Regions from separate parts of the Homo sapiens genome. Here region 2 is linked to region 1. Evidence: read pairs that join two places in POLR2A ChIA-PET (ENCODE). Cell type or tissue: MCF 10A. All regions are shown on one strand. Links, peaks and the distances in the headings refer to the core of each region. The heading gives the core; the rest is flanking DNA.

What was found. Peaks named below come from ENCODE experiments on the same cell type or tissue, not always from the same donor. Only the 100,000 strongest peaks of a DNase experiment are listed, where the experiment ranks them.
Region 2: POLR2A ChIA-PET joins it to region 1 with 5 read pairs; 2 of 35 experiments call an interaction of 5 or more read pairs at or near these places.

The regions. Positions count from the first base shown.
Region 1 is chr2:191,169,410-191,174,986 of GRCh38, forward strand. It overlaps the pseudogene HMGB1P27. Among named protein-coding and RNA genes, the nearest start is that of STAT4, 21 kb to the left of the region's middle. In MCF 10A, for the core only: no CTCF peak of the experiment used is centred there; a DNase peak (open chromatin) is centred at 2,562.
Region 2 is chr2:191,464,187-191,469,763 of GRCh38, forward strand. No RefSeq gene overlaps it. Among named protein-coding and RNA genes, the nearest start is that of NABP1, 210 kb to the right of the region's middle. In MCF 10A, for the core only: no CTCF peak of the experiment used is centred there; no DNase peak of the experiment used is centred there.

The sequences.
Region 1 (5,577 bases), core at 1,032-5,031:
ACCCACTTACTGTGGTTTTCCATTGTTGTATAGGATTTTAAAAAATAACTCATTAAATAAGCTTCATTTGAAGATCTCTGACAAGCTTGCTTTTCACTTATGAACCTAATGTAAAACATCCAATTTAGATACATTTTAAGCAGTTACTAAATAATTCCCTTACAGCTATATAGGGGTGCCTATAAGATGAGTCAATGGGTGGTTTATTTAGTCATCTATTTATTCAGCAAGTTATAGAGTGCCAACATTGAACAATGAGCCATCATAGGTTAAAATCAGGTAAAATACCAGCTTGTGCAAGAGGTGTGCCTGCCATCACATTTGAACCCAATTGCTGGAAGAGACAAGTCACAGTATGGAACATAAATACCTCAATACAAGGTAATTTATGAATCATATTAGGTAATTTGAACAAACTAAGAAAGACTGAGTGAAGAAGATGGACCCTAAAAGAACGGTTAGGATTTTTGATAAGGACTAGAGGAATATATAAGTGAAGAGAAAGACATAAGTACGGGCTGAATAGGCAGGGAAACCCAGTGTGTATTCAGGGAAGGTCAAACAGAACATATTGGCAGGAGCAGAAGCTTCATACTGGAAAATAGAAGCAGGTAAAGCTGGTGATGCGTGGAAGTGCTGTGGTGTTTTAAATGCGAGGTGCCTGAGTTTGAAGTATTTCTACGATTCAATTGCCACTCCCTTGTCATTCTTAGCCACTCCAGCCTATCCTCAAGCTGCTGCCAACATGATTCCTCTAAAAGATAAAGTTAACACATAACTCCTCTGTTGAGGATTTCTCAGTGGATTTTAGAAGGGTATGGGTCCCTAAGCCCACTCAAGTATGGGGGTCTATGAGACTGTTCAGAACTGAGCACCAAGACACAGGTTCCCTCTGGCTGAGCTCAGCTTGGAGGGTCACCACTGGCCCTGCCTGGTCTCATAGGGAGCTGGATAAACAAGAGCCCTCTTTGATCCAAGCAATGGTCTCAGACAGAGGTGAAATTGCACCTGGCAACCCATTATGCGATGGCAAATAATGGCAAACAGGCTGAGAGATCTCTGGGTTCTGATTAAATTCCAGGACACTTACACAGTGGAATTTGATGTTACTGGCTTACTAAACTCAAACAAACTTTCAAATTCACTGTGTAAATGCATTTAATTTCAGCAAAACAGCATCCATTATCTTAAGTTTACATTCAAATATTATAGATTATATTTTTGTTTTAATTTTATTTTAAAAATTAGTGCTGTGTATGGTGGAAAGTAGGAATATAGATATAGATATCATACGGCATTATCTAATTTAGTTTTAAAATGATCCCTGCAGCGTAGTTATTATTATCCCATATTATAGATGAGGAAATTGAGGGTTAGAGGGTTCAATAACTTATGCAAATTCAAACAGCAATTAAGTAGCAAATTAGGGATTTTAAACCAGTTCTATTCAATGCCACTTCTTCTGCACATGCACATTCAGATGTCATCTTCAGAGACATCAAAGTAGAATTTGTAAATGACAGAAGCTGAGAAGTGCAAGGACCCAGACTCATCTACAATATCTACTTCCTGGCCGTGACTCATCAGAGGAAAACTACGAATTATGGTTTTACTAAATCAAGGAGTTATATTCGATGACTTTTCAAATCTTCTCTCATCCCCTTGAGTCTATGATCCCTTATCAAATTTCTACTGCTCCCTAAACATTTCAGATTTCAAGAGCTCAGTTGAATCAATGAGGAACTCTTACCCATATTGAAGGAAATGTCTTTTATAGTGATATGTTCCTGTTTCCCTAAAACACCACGAGCAAACTTCAAATACCATTCCAACTTTTGCCCTTTTTTTTTTGTCCACACCTCTTTCAAAAATAAGTAACAGCATTAACAAAAACCAACAAAATTTGGCCCTAGCCCATCTGAAGTATCAGCCAGATTTGCATTTAGTTCCCCAGACCAAAGTAGGAGAAGCAGTTAGCTGGTTACAAGCCCTTCACAGTGCTAAAGAACAATGAATGGAGGGCTTCAAAATCAAAACCATACGTTTGGTAGGAAACAGCTCCAACTGGTGCTTGATTACTAACTAGGCGTTCTGCTTCTAACATGATTAGGACAAACACAGAAAACCCTGTAGGGTTTGAACTGATGGACTGATGTTTCCCTCCCAGGAAGAAAAAGAGCAGTATCCAATGGCATTGAATCACTGTGATTCTGGATACCTTCAAAAGCCAGGGCTTTGAGGGGGTTCTCATTTCTATGCCACACAGTGAGCCCTTCTCTTTCTCAGGAATCCTCTCCAGAGAGAGAGGCTTTGTGTAGAATTTTCCTGAATGCAATGAATGTCAGCACATTCCCAGCTAGAATGTGCATTCTATTCTTATCAAGTGAAACTGACCTCCCTGCCCCAGCATGCTCTCCTTGTTCAACATGATGATTAATTTCAATGATGCAGGTTTCTAGATGAATTGCACTAGAATTTGCATCCACTCCAGATGGCAAATATGTACCTCTGGAATCTCCTCACCCTTAGGAAAGAGGTCATGTGCTAGCTTGCAAGAATGAGGATTTTTAAAATAGTTGGCTTACAATCAAATCTGTGTCCCACAAAATGCTCTGTCCAGACTAGCCTCTCTCCTTTTAGTTGGCAGCGATCCTCTCCTTCCTACTCATTTTCCATCTGATACCATGTGACTCAAGTAGGAGTCACAACCAAAATGAATTTTTTTTACTGCAAAATTCAAGATTTTACAGTATTTTTTCAGCCAATGGAAGCAACCAGGATTCATAAGAGTCTGCAAGTTGATGTTCAATAGGCCCCTGAATCATGCTTATTCACAGATTTCCAAGTTAATTGCCCTGATACATGCTACTGAGCTTCTTCTAGTGAACAAAAATCTTACTCCATTAGTCATCACTGTCAAAAGGAATACAGTACGCAAAATAAAAGCTGGTCCTCTTTTTGTGTGCATTTCTGCATCAGAGTGATTGTTTCAACATTGATTAAATACAGATTTCCCCCCAAAGCTTTGTTGGAAGCGCTAAGTGGTTCAGGTGATGGAAAGTGAGTTAATTCATGTGCTCCCCTAAGTATTTTTTATTGAGGCATTTTCTTAGGATTCAAAGCAAAAAGGAAGGAAATTGCTCTTATGTGTATCAAGGAAGTCCAAATACTCACATGGACAAATAGCTGCCCCACTTCATTCGCCCTTCTTTGCATCCCAGAACTGTCACCTCCAGGAGCCTCTGCTGAGGTTACCATGGAGCTGTGGGGAAAATTTTGTTTGGAGCTTTCAGAGGATCTGTGGGGATAAACGTGGATGAAGACAAAAACCTGAAAATCTAGGGGCTGGCTCTGGGTTGGGGCAGAATCATAAGAGCTGGCCCACCCACCCAGCAGTGTCCTGGCTCCCTCATTACCTGAAATTCCACAAATTTAGTTCAAGACAACGCACATTTGCTGTGTCCTGGGAATTCTGAGATAACTAAAAAAAAAGCTCACGGTATAATGGGAAAGGTAGGAACTTTGTTATAAGATAACTCTGCCTGAAAGAGGTGAAAAGGCATTACTGAGGTATTTTTGAGCCAGATTTTGAAGGCAGGATGGAAGATTGCCAAATGCAGAAGAGAAAGCCAAGGGAATCCCATTTACAAAGGTCAGGGCCTGATTTGCTGTGGCAGAAGAATGGGATCTGGAGGAACCTAGCACTCACAGGAGAGGAGATGAGGCAGGTTTCGCCAGGCCCGAAGACGTGGCCACCAAAGTGTAAGATAGTGTGATCTGCAACAGTGCTGGAAATAGACTGGGGTAGGGAGAGACCAGTTGTGAGGTTTTTGCCATAGTCCCAGCAAGTACTTATGAAGATCTGGACGGCAGTGACAGCAGGACTTAAAAAAAAAAAAAATCACATCTTAGAAATTTTTTTTTCTTTTTTTTTTTGAGATGGAGTCTCTGTCTCACAGGCTGGAGTGCAGTGGCTCAATCTCACTGCAACCTCTGCTTCCTGCCAGAGTGGCTCACTGCAATCTCTGCCTCCTGCCAGGTTCAAGCTATTCTCCTGCCTCAGCCTCCTGAGTAGCTGGAATTATAGGTGCTTGCCACCACGCCCAGCTAATTTTTTGTGTTTTTAGTAGCGATGGGGTTTTACCATGTTGGCCAGGCTGGTCTTGAGCTCCTGAACTCAGGTGATCCTCCTGCCTCAGCCTCCCAAAGTGCTGGGATTACAGGCATAAGCCACCGTGCCCAGCCCTTAAAGACATCTTTGGAAGGTAGAATTGACAACATTGGATGTGGGTGATAAGGGAGATGTCTGCAGAGGTTTCTAGTTTGGGGGATTAAGCTGATGGTGGCAGTTCTGAGTGAGGTTTCTATCTACCTCTATCTCTTCATCTGTCTGCTTCTCTCTCGGTCTCTTTCTCTGCCTCTATTTTTTCTATTTCTGTTTTTCTCTGAGACATTCTATACCTGTCTTTTGTCTCTTGCTTTTTTATGTTATCAGCTTCGTTCTACACATCAGTTCCATTCTCCTCTCTATAATGACCAACTTCTTCTGCCCCCTGGTAACTCAAGATGACACATGCCTTTGACTTTCCATAGCTTTCATTCCCTTGAAATTCTCTCACTTCCCATTCCACTGTTCATTATAAAGTTCGTTCCATATTTTTCTGTTCAAATTTCCAATAAAGAGAATCTAATGAGAGGCAGCATCTGGCTCCCACTGTCATGGCTATTGCAGTACATTGAGCTCCATAGAAATAGTGCTGGGGAAAGTGAGAATTGATAAGCACTGGGCCACTCTGTTGGTGGCTAAGGAAAAATTACTAAACATGCGCAAAGGAGATCCTAAGAGGCCATGGGGCAACATGTCATCATATGCATTCTCTGTATAGACTTGCTGGGAGGAAGCACAAGAAGCAGCATCCAGCTCCTTCGGTCAGCTTCTCAGAGTTGTCTCAGGAGTGCTCAGGGAGGTGGAAGGCCATTTCTGCTAAAGAGAAAGGAAAATTTGAAGACATGGCAAAGGCAGACAAAACCTGTTATGAAAGACAAATGAAAACCTAATCCCTCCTAAAGGGGAAACAAAAGAGGAGTTTAAGGAAACCAGTGCACCCAAGAGGCCTCTTTTGGGCTTTTTCTTGTTCTGTTCTGAGTATCACCAAGATCAAAGGAGAATATCCTGGCCTACCCATTGATGACATAGCAAAGAAACTGGGAGAGATGTTAATAACACTGCTGCAGATGGCAAGCAGCCTTATGAAAAGAAGGCTGCTAAGCTGAAGGAAATATGCGAAAAGGATATTGCTGCATACCGAGCTAAAGAAAAGCCTGATACAGCAAAAAAGCGAGCCATGAAGGCTGAAAAAAAGCAAGACAATGAAGGAAGAATAGGAAGATGAGGAAAATGAAGAAATGGTGAAGAAGAAGAAGATGATGTTGAATAAGTTGGTTCTAGCACAGTTTCTTTTCCTTGTCTATAAAGCATTTAACCCTCCCATACAACTCACTCCTTTTAAAGAAAAATAAAACGGAAATGTAAGGCTGTGTAAGGTTTGTTTTTAAACTGTAAAGTGTCTTTTTTGT
Region 2 (5,577 bases), core at 691-4,690, 290 kb after region 1:
TTAAAAGAGATTGATTTTGATATTCCCAGGGAGAAGGGCAGGCAGGCCAGCCATCCTGGGGTCTGGTCCTTCTTTGAGAAAAGCATATAAGCATACATATTTTCAGGCCCCAAAGACACCCTAAGATGTCTAGGGCTGGTAATTTACTTAATGACACCCAGGGACCTAGAAGAATTAATGTGCATTTAAATGATGAGCTTTTATGGTTTCCCCAAAGGTCATAATGTATTTGGCAGTTGAGCACCGTGATGTTGGAAACAAAGGCAATCATTTCAAGAACATCTCATTTGTATCAATGAAAATTTTTCTCTCAACTTTAATATGTTTCTTTTTGTTTAAAGGTATCTCTTATTAAAAAGGCTAGAAATCGCTTTTTTTTTCTCTGAAGGTCAAAAGTAAATGTATCTTGTTGGGACATTTTATCCCACCCGGGGTATTAGAAAAGTCATTATATATATATAAAAAATATATAATTATATATGTAATTTTATAAATTTTTAAATTGTAATATTTATTACATTTAAATTATTTATAAAATTCATAAAATTTTACATTTATAAAATTATAAATATAAATTATATATAATATACTAAACATATATAATATATTAGACATATATTATATATAATATATTAAATATAAATATCCCCAGACTCTAAGTCAATAACTTCTGTTTCCTCTAACCAATTGATTTTTTAAATTATTAGTATAATTTTTATCCAACCTGGTTGGTATCCCTAAGATATTAAACTTTTACTAAGAAAACAGGGTGGATGGTAAGAACACATAAAATCTGGCTGACTTTCAGTTTGACATTCTTTCATTAAAGATTGTTTGGTTTTACCGAGCTCTTCCACCTCGTGCCTGGGAACAGTCTCAAGCAATGGTTCACTCAACAAGAGGAGAGATGCTCTTTAGTGGGTGGAGCCCACAGCAGTGCCTAGACTCTCACTGATGAAGAGTCAAAACCTTTTTTTTTTTTTGAGACCGAGTTTCACTCTTGTTGCCAGGCTGGAGCGCAATGATGCGATCTGGGCTCACTGCAAACTCCGCCTCCCGGGTTCAAGCGATTCTCCTGCCTCAGCCTCCCGAGTAGCTGGGATTACAGGCATGAACCACCACACCCGGCTAATTTTGTATTTTTAGTAGAGACAGGGCTTCTCCATGTTGGTCAGGAGGGTCTCAAACTCCCGGCCTCAGGTGATCCGCCCGCCTTCGCCTCCCAAAGTGCTGGGATTACAGGTGTGAGCCACCGTGCCTGGCCTAAAACTTTTCTTTAAATCAAAAAATAGGCCTGTAATCCCAGCACTTTGGGAGGCCCATACAGGAGGATCACTTGAGTTCAGGAGTTCCAGACCAGCCTGGCCAACATGGTGAAACCCCATCTCTACTAAAAATAGAAAAAAAATTAGCTGGGCATGGTGGTGCATGCCTGTAATCCCAGCATCTCGGGAGGCCAAAGCAGAGGAATTGCTTGAACCCATTAGGCAGAGGTTGCAGTGAGCTGATATTGTGCCACTGCACTCCAGCCTGGGCGACAGAGCAAGAATCTGTCTGAAAAAAAAAATCAATTAATTAATTAATTAATAGTCTTACAACTTTGGGGACAAAGTTTGAGGCCTTGTTGGTCAGAGTAATTAAGTGGAGGTCGAACCAGGAATGTGGCCTCCTTGATCCACACAGCTGCAGAAGACTCTGGGAAGAAAGGCTCCTCACTTCCTGTAACTGTGGGTTGCTCCATTGGGACTTCCTGTCACAGGCTGTCCTGAAGGCTCCAAACATTCCCCCCTCCAACTTCTCCCTCCTACCAGTTTCCATCATCTTTAAACAAAAGAATACGGGAAAGTGAGCTCATTCAACTTTGATGGCAAAAAGATATTTTACAGCGGACCAACTTTTTAAATGAATTCACATCTTGAAAAATAATTTACTAAGTAATTTTAGTTAGAGCTTAAAAAATACAATGAGCTAGGAATGGAAAAGAGAGAAAGACCTTTATAAAGCCAAGATAGAAGTTTTATTGGATTCCATTCCAAAAATAGAGTTCCTGTGTACAGCTCTATGGATATGATTCAACTTACTGTGACAATGTAGGGCAAAACCAGTTAGTTTTATGTACAAACAATATTTTCCTTTTAAACTTGTCCTGATATTCCAAAAGAGGAAATTATTTTGGCATTGTGAAAGTTTGCTTTTCTGATTCCTTTGAGAATAATTTAATAGTTTCATGGTACTTTATATTTTTTAATTTTAGTGTCATCAGTGTTCATTTAATAGTACATAGAACATGTGTTGTGCTTGTTAAATAAATAAATGATCTAAGGGCCTAGAATGACAATTCCATAGCAAATTGCAATGACATAAATAAAATGCATGTGCAATTTTGTAGGCAGAACCCTTCCCACTTCCAAGTAAAGTACAAAGAAAAATTTAATGTTTTATATTGATCATATGAACCAAAAGGAAGTGTTCTGGCCCCAAAGCTCAAAGCTGTTGATGATAATGCTTTAAATTTGTGTGCATTTCACCAGTTTTAAAACAGTTTCTTCAAATATGTTATCTCATTTGATTTTCTCAGCAATTCATCATGTAGGCCTGGCAAACATTATGTGGTGAATATGGAACTTACAATTCAGGAGTGGAAAATGGAATTTGTCTATAGTTTACATTAATTTCTGACTCTTGGTGGGTGGGAGTAGTTAACTTTCAGGGCTCCACCAGCACATAATTTCCAGAAAGCACCTCTTCCAGATAGTAGAATCACAAAACACACCTTGGGTGGACAAATTACAAAGCCTCTTCCTCTAGGTGCAGTGCTTGGGCTGCAGAGAACACTGGATTTTTACCCACCCTCTACCCCCATCCCTTGGCCAGGCACTTTTGTGTAGGACACAACCAACACAACACAGGGTGATGTCAGTCATCCTGACAACGTTCATCTTCCTTGAGCTTTTCCCCTATCCTGCCAGTGTAGGTGCCAGAGTTCTTGGACACTGAACTCTGTTCCCGGAAGTTCCCAGACCTCAAGAAGGGGTGGTGGGAGAGCAGAAGAACAGCTTCTGCTTGTTCATACACGTCACCATGGTGACGTCCATCATGCTTGTCTGTGTAATGCCTGCAGGCCTGGCACCTCTCTGCTGTTTCCATGCCTCATGTGCGCCAGTGAAATGTTTGCTCAGAAGCATGTGGTCCCTTCCCCAGATGCACTATGCAGCCATTTTCCCTTGGCCTTCTGGAAGGGGCTGCACTTGTGCCCTCTGCTCCTGGTTCTCACCCTCTCAGACCTCAACTCTGTTTCCACCTCTCACTCTCACTTGCTTTCTCTCTCTCACATTCTGCTTTTTCTCCCCACAAATGGGACAGGTAATCCTTTTCTGGTCTAGAGAGAGAGAAAAAAAAGGGGCAAAGAAGCATTTCCTTAAGGGCTCAGACTTTTGCAGGACACAGCCAGAACTTCCTCTACTGTTCCAGACCTGCTACAAATGTTTCTGGAGACCAAGAGAGTAGGACTGACCAACACTTTGAAAAGAGAGAAGCAAAAGGAAGGAATACAAGGTAGAGAAAATTATTCAACCACACAATGCTAATTTTTAAATGAAAAATATATTGCTATAAAGGTTGAAACCAGAATAAAACTGACAATAGATGCTGTTGGCTCTTTTACATCACAGAATGTTAAAGTGAACTAAAGATTAAATTTCCAGAGGGAAAGGATAGGCTGAGCCTGTCTATGATTTAAGTGGACTGTCAGAACAATATGGTCAAGGATAAGAATGAAGCTGCTCTATTTTTTGTTTTCCACTCTATTGGGTAAAAGGTCATCTCTTGGGAGTAATGGAATCCAGCAGTCTCTGACAGGTCATCAGGCAGCAAGGCTCTCTGGGAAAGACTGAAACTACACCACTAACCTGGGCGTGTACACCTTCCTCCCCCACTGTGCTTTTCCCATATGTTGAGCATTTTGAAGGCATGGCATTCTCAGAAGAACCCTTTGATGTATAACTTTTCTCATGGAGAGTAACGTGTGCTTTAGAATACACAGGAAAGGCTTTACACCCAGAAAGCAAGTGAGATGGTGGTGGTGGTAGGGGTTAGGAAAGTGACATCTCTAAGGAAGAAGTGCCACCTCTAGTGAGACCTAGAGGTTGAATAGCAATTATCCAGGAGAAGAGTGTGAGGTTGAGAGAGGAGCTAAGGGAATAGCATATATTTAATAAAAGGCCTGTAAGCAAGAAGACATGGCTCTTGGTGGGACTGAAAGTAGTTTGCTGTTGCTACAGCAGAAAGTGTAAATGAAGGATAAGAGAATGGAATGAGGGAGAAGAGACTGGAAAATTAAGGTCAAGAAGTGAGCAGAAGCTGATTTGCTGTCTATAACTGAAAATCCAAATAACAGTGGCTTTAATAAGATAGGCATTCGTTTTTCTCATGTAGTAAGTAAGAGGCGGGAAGATATTTGCTAGTATTGGTTGGGTGGCTCAGCATCAAGACTAAGGTCTCAGTAAGTCTCCTGGCCCTTCTTACATGGCTCCAGCCAGCACTTCCACTTTTCAGGAATGAGGGAAAAAGCAAAAAGAGCAAAAACGGTGCATACCTGTGGAGCCTAACTTTTTAAAGGAGTTTTCCTGGAAGTCCCACTCTAAAACTTCAAATTATATCTCATTGCCCAGAATTCTGTCACACGGAGGCCTATTTTTTTCTCCTAAACATCTCACAAAAATCTAGGGATTCACTCTGCACGGATACATTTGGTACATATTTCCACTTTCTTGAACCAATCCCTGCGGCAAATGCACTGACTGGCCCAATCCAGGCCTTTGTTATGTTATTCCTGAACTACAGCAGAAATTCCTGATGTCATTTCATTTTGCCAGGCCCCTGCTCAAGAGACTTCAAAGACTTTCCATTACCTGAAGGCTGACATTCAAGACTCTCCTCCAGTGTGCCTTCAATTAAATTAAACAAAAGCATATTAAGTACCAACCACATGCAAACCAATTTAGTCATTAACTTCCTTTCTCAAGCCCTCTGTCACAGGCGGCCTGGAAGAGTCAATGCTCTCTAAACAAGCATCGTCATTTCCATCCCCTTGTCTTGTTCTCTCCTTTTCCTCATTCATCCTATGCATTTTACCTACTTTACTCTAGTGTTCCCTTCAGGACCCCGCTGAAGTCCTAGCTTTTCCTGGATGCCGTCCTGCACAATAACTTAGGAAGATTCATTCCTCTCTGTAATTCATAACACTTATTGTCGGGCACCTCTCAACCAGCAATTAGAATTGGACGGCCTTGTTGCTACTTTTTTTATTTTATTTATTTAGTTAGTTTTTTTTGAGACGGAGTCTCACTCTGTTGCCTAGGCTGCAGTGCAGTGGCACAATCTCGGCTCACCATAACCTCCGCCTCCCGGGTTCAAGCGATTTTCCTGCCTCAGCCTCCTGAGTAGCTGGGACTACAAGTGCGTGCCACCACGCTGGGCTAATTTTTGTACTTTTAGTAAAGATGGGGTTTCACTGTGTTGGTCAGGCTGGTCTTGAACTCCTGACCTCGTGATCCTCTTGCCTCGGCCTCCCAAAGT